Regions from separate parts of the Homo sapiens genome. Here region 1 is linked to region 2. Evidence: chromatin loops called from intact Hi-C (ENCODE). Cell type or tissue: PC-3. All regions are shown on one strand. Links, peaks and the distances in the headings refer to the core of each region. The heading gives the core; the rest is flanking DNA.

Region 1 (2,923 bases), core at 313-2,812, 55 kb before region 2:
TATTTATAAAATCTTTGCCCAGGCCAATGTCCTGAAGCATTTCCCTTGTGTTTTTTTCTAGTAGTTTTATAATTTCTTGTCTTACATTTAGGTCTTTAATTTGTTTTGAGTTGATCTTTGTATATGGTGAGAGATAGGATCTAGTTTTATTATTCTGTGTGTGGATATTCAGTTTTCCCAGCACTCTTTATTGAGTAGACTGTCCTTTCTCTCTTACACTCAAAAGAGAAAGACAGTATCTCTTTACAGGCCACACCAAGACACCTAAGTCTGTTCTAGAAATACATCAGCTGCTCCTTCAAGGTAGATTTTAAAGCCTTGGGGAAAGTTGGGAATATTTATTGTTAAATTCTAGAATCCCTTTTTCCATAAGAGGAGATGTCTCTTCACCCATATTTCCAAAAACTATTTTCTATTTTTTTTTTTTTTTTTTGGTCTTAGGTCAACTCTGTCTCTGGATTGAGAGGATTCAGGATGAGGCTTTATTTAAGATTTTTCTGTTTCTAATCACATCCAGACAACCAGCCAATCGTATGGTTTGACTCAGTGAGAAAGATGAGCCTAACTAATCCTTGTACTCACATTGGTGGTGGTGGCTGGTGAGGGTCCTGGGCAAGCAAGCATTTTTTGAGGGACCCCCTTGCTTTGGGCACTGTTCCCACCTTGCTTTAGGCACTGTTCCGAGTACATTATTTTAGTCGAGGTTTATGACAATTCCCTGACATCACTACTATCATTATCCTCAGTTTATAAACAAGAAAATGGAAGCTCAGTAAAGGGAAGTATTTGTCAACAGTTACTCAAGATCCATATCAGTGTCACCTCTTGAACCCTATCAGCCCTTGCTAATTACAAGAGAACATCATATTCTTTTCTCTTCTTTTTTGAAATTTAAGATAAAGATAATAAGATGACATCCACCTAATATCCATTATGAGGAATTGATCATTGTTGACATTTTATCTCACTTGTTTAAAATATTTTAAAGAAAATGTTAAATGCCTTTGACCCTCACTTTCAACCCCATCCTATTGCCACTCTCATTTCCATTCCTGCCCCCAAGAGTAAATTCTTCATTTTTTTTATTTTCATACTTTTAGCAGAGACGGGGTTTCACCATGTTGGCCAGCCTGGTCTTGAACTCCTGATCTCCTCAGGTGATCTGCCCGCTTTGGCCTCCCAAAGTGCTGCGATTACAGGCGTGAGCCACCACACCTGACCCCTCTTTTTCTCATGGCATTTTGTGAAGGCTGGGTATGGGCTTTCTCTAAGTTGGTAAAAGACATCAAGAGTTCTCTCTCATTTACATTCAAGGGAGAAAGGCAGTATCTCTTTTCAGGCAACACCAAGACACCTAACTTACAGCAAAGAATAAATCTTTACTATTACTAAAGTAAGAATAAATCTTTACTATAAGTTTGCTGCTTTTTTCTTGCAGTCCATTTTTCTGTGCCTCTCAAAGACCTTTCTTGAGGCAGAAGGCTTCGTTCTCCTTACTGCTTCTCCTCCCATGGGTTTTGCGAATCCTAGTTTTTAGAAAATGCCTCCTATCTTAGCCTGCTCCCTTTGTGCTTTGGCCCCCATGGTTTGTGATGTTGCTGCCAAGGTGTGAGATCAAGATGGAGTGGTGGCCTTGGTAGAGCTGAAGCGACCCATCATCACTTTGGCTGGGACAGTTGTTTGCTCTCAACTCATGCTGATAATTGTTAAATTCCAAAGACAACTAGGAACATCCCTTTGCATTTTTTTTTTTCCTGAGCTATAGGACAACTTAATACAATGCCATCTAGTGTTCCAACCTCTGCCAGCAAGAGAACTGAGGCATCATCCAAAATACAGTAAACAGTCTTAAAAAAAGAAAAAAAGATGTTTTGACTAAAATAACATAAATCTGAAACTTGAGTTTTTTTTTTTCTTTTTAATCACCATCACAGTGAAGGATATGTTGTAGGTGGTGCCCTACTCATATCCTCCTTCCCTTTTATCCTCTTTGTCTAACCGCTGCAGGGCACAACGGTCCAGCTAAGCTAGCTGCATCTGCTTTTCTTTTTTTATTTTTTTGTCAAGGTCTTGCTCTGACCTCTTAAGCCACATTGCCCAGAGTGGAGGGCTGAAATTACAGGGAATTTCTGTGCTCTGAGAGCAGCCTCAGTAAATGACTGATACGGATTGTATTAGTGTGTTCGTGCATTGAGAAATATCTGAGACTGGGTAATTTGTAAAGAAAAGAGGTTTAATGGATTCACAGTTCTGCGGGCTGTACAGCAAGCATAATGGCTTCTGCTTCTGAGGACACCTCAGGAAGTTTCCAATCACGGTGGAAGAGGAAGGAGGTATAAGATGTCTCACACGGCAGGAGTAGGAGCAAGAGAAAGTTGGAGTGAGGGAGGTGCTATATACTTTTAAACAACTAGATCTCATTAGAACTCACTCATTATCATGGGAGCAGCACCACGGGGATGCTAAGCCATTCATGAGGAATCCACCACTGTGATCCCATCACATCCCACCAGGATCCAGGATCCATCTCCATCATCGGGGATTGCAATTCAATGTGAGTTTTGGGCAGGGACCCAGATCCAAACCATATCATGGATTGATGTATAAACATCCTGGCGTCCTCCTTTAGGTAGGATGATGATGAGGCCTGTGTCCTGCACCAGCTTCCAGAGTTCTCCAGTGGAATTATACTCCAGCTGCCCAGAGCGCCAGCCGACTTGGCTTTGCACCCTTTACTGGCTGCTGCTTCTCTGTGTCTCCATTTTTCTCTCCCCTACCGGTATTTCCTTTCCTTTCCAAGTAAACCATTTGCTTTGGAATCTTTGTCTCAGACTTTCCTAAACTAAGAAGACCTCTCTGTCGTAGATTGCAAAAATGGCCACAAACCTTCCGCCTCTCTACATCCTTATACTGTAAAGTTACA
Region 2 (2,923 bases), core at 103-2,602:
AATAATATAATTTATCAAAAATTTGAGGGAAGGAAGGAGAAATAGTATAAGTATTTGATCTTCTCATCTTTTAGGGCTAAGACTGAGATATTATGTAAAGCAGGTAAGGAAATAAAGTACAAGGTACTTATTATTTAAAAGGGAATCATTGAAAGAACTAAGTAATTATAATTGAGTATAAAATTGAGTGGTAGAAGGGAAGTAGCAGAGGTAAGAGGAAGGGTTATTGTACTAATCTTATCTAATTTATACTATTGTACTAATCTTACTAAACAGAGTAAAGAATCAATGAATACTGTTTAAGATGCTAACTCAATAAACAGGTTTAAGGGCATATGAAGTATCAAGTTAACCATTAAAATAACTAAAAAAAAATAAAAAAACTAAAATAACTAAAAAGCCCATCAATTTTAGAAAATACACTTACAAGCATATAAAGAAAAACACACATATACAGCAAAGTAAAACAAATCTATGGACCATATATGACAATACTTTCACATGTATTTTATATATTAGATATATTTTGCCTTCACAATATAAAATAAATGATGTTTCTGAAACCAACCCTATGGGAAATCTAGATAACTATAAATTGGATAAATTCCACCATTAAAATAAAAAATAAAATGTATATGAAAATCAAAACCTAAATATATTTTATATAAACTGATGTACCTAAAGTAGGGTTACTCAGAACAGTTAAAAAAAAAAAGAAAAGATTGTCAAGGTTATTATTGAAAAGAGAAAGTCAAAGAAAGAGCAAGACATAGAAGGCAGGAACAGAGCAAAACAACAACAGCAACAGCAAAACAACCTAAGCATAATACCCGAGGAGGCTGAATTCATTACAAAAGGCCCAGAGCCACTTATGAAATGAATATTTCATAATGATGGCATGTGCAACACACAGTTAAAGTGTATCTGGGCTGACTCCTTAAGCCACAAAGAACACGAATCAGCATTCCTAAATTGAAGGGAAAACAGTTTGAAAAATATTGTACCTTATCATAGAACTGGCATACGGCATTGAGGACTGAGTACACATGCCTGTAAATGCAAAAACCAATGGAATGGGAATGGGTGCTATAAGGAACTATTATAGCTTAACTTTTAAGGAGAATGATTCCACATTGTAATTAATTCCCTAGGACAACATACAAGAAAGAATGTATTGGCTTAGAGCTTTACCTTCTCCATATTCTGTAAAACTGTTCCAAGAGAAAGTGCCGCTTAGGCCTAGGGCATGTCTCACATCCTAAAGACCCACTTAGCCATTTAAATGTTTGCTTATCCTTTAGGAACGATGTACAGTGAGTCAAACATGAGTCACCAGAAAATAGGATGTCAATGACAGAGAGGGTACTGTGGAATAAGCAAAGCACTTTGGCCACTGGCAGCCAAACTGAGGGATGTGCAAGCTGAGTGAGCCTTGTTGATGTGGGAAGAGACAATGTACTCTGTACAATGGGCACTACCTTGGGTTATGCAGAGTGAGGGCTGCAGGCAGCCATCCTAACAAGCTTATGTGTGAAACAAGATTTTACATTTGTTTCCTTTTATAGTTTCAGTTCTGCCCATGAGATTTGTTTCCTTTAGCCATATGCCTGTTGCATTTGCTGCAAGTATTTACTTGACCTTGTTTCCAATTTTACCTTGATTTTTTAAAAAAAATTTACACTTTTACATTGTTACACTATAGAATTTCTTTTTTCTTTGTGATTTGTATCTGTTTCAAACTCAGTAAGTTAAACGTTTCTCTATTATAGTGTTTCCCAAAGGTTAGTCCACAAAACTCCAGGCATATAAGATGTCATTAAAAAAAATTATTTTGTGGTCAAATAAATATGGAAAATGTCACCATTTTTGAGCCAACAATGTGAAAGATAAATGCCTAAAATGTGTCTCTAATGAATGCGACCGTGGAACCAATTTTGCCTGTAGTACTTCTCAACATCCTGGCAATTCAGTGGTCCATGGAACACACTTTGGGAAATGGTATACTATAGAGCTTTGAGAGGATACCGTTTTTTCAGGATTTAGCATTTCAAAGTACATCTGGCCCCTGAATGCATCTGAAGTTTATTTTCTTACGTGGTACAATTAAATATGTAATTATCCCTTTTCTTTGTCCTCTTTTGTTCTAAGCAAGTAATCATATCAAACACCAAGTCTGGAGAGAGTTAGAAAAGTAGATTTTGCTCTTGTCAGTAAATATTCACATTATCAAATGAGATTCATTTCTCGATTGCAGAGCTGATGTTAATGGCCTTGTATCTGCAGAAACTCAGGACAACTGCTCAAACCTATCAGTTTACATTAAGCTTATTGGTAATTATCTCAGTTATTTTTATGAGGCTGTGTCAATTCTTGCCTGAACCTTAAGTTATTTGGGCAAGAAGTCCTCAGACCATGGTCTTGAGATGATGGGATTAACGGTGTGGAAGTGCAGTTGTTTGATCTGAATCATTGTTGAAAGGTCATGTCTAAAGTTTGAAGTTGTATTTCCAAATACATTTTTAAATGATCCTAGAAAGTTGGAGTTTATGCCAGAATTGACTTTAGTCCTTTCAAGTTTCCAAGTGCAAGTCCTTCCTACATCAGACTGCTATTGAGGGGGTCAAAATCCTTTTGGAGTCCTAGGTGTAGTACTGCCTGAAATTCTAAAATGTAAAAAAGAATAAGAAATGCTCTACTTCATCTTTGTTTTAAAGAAGAGTTTATAATTTATAATGAATAATCAGTGTGTATAATGTTCAAAATTCTCCTCATTTAAAAGAAACCACCAAACACAAATTAATCTAAGTATATGAGCAAGCTCTCATAAATGATTTCCCTAAGATATAGCTATCTCATTTTCAAAGTATGAGGAGACAGTAGGTTTAGGTATAGGAGTGAGAATTTAGCCTTTCCCTTAAAACCA

The links. A loop is a pair of places that touch in the nucleus more often than their neighbours do. Peaks named below come from ENCODE experiments on the same cell type or tissue, not always from the same donor. Only the 100,000 strongest peaks of a DNase experiment are listed, where the experiment ranks them.
Region 1: it touches region 2 in a loop (4-fold over the local background); 6 of 110 quality-filtered maps call a loop at or near these places.

What each region holds. Positions count from the first base shown.
Region 1 is chr20:10,093,852-10,096,774 of GRCh38, reverse strand. All of the region lies in intron 3 of SNAP25-AS1 (SNAP25 antisense RNA 1), which reads left to right. Among named protein-coding and RNA genes, the nearest start is that of ANKEF1, 60 kb to the right of the region's middle. In PC-3, for the core only: a CTCF peak has its summit at 1,813 (motif pointing left); no DNase peak of the experiment used is centred there; H3K27ac peaks cover 40 bases.
Region 2 is chr20:10,038,752-10,041,674 of GRCh38, reverse strand. All of the region lies in intron 3 of ANKEF1 (ankyrin repeat and EF-hand domain containing 1), which reads right to left. The region is part of intron 3 of SNAP25-AS1 (SNAP25 antisense RNA 1); the gene reads left to right. Among named protein-coding and RNA genes, the nearest start is that of ANKEF1, 5.2 kb to the right of the region's middle. In PC-3, for the core only: no CTCF peak of the experiment used is centred there; a DNase peak (open chromatin) is centred at 1,324; H3K27ac peaks cover 841 bases.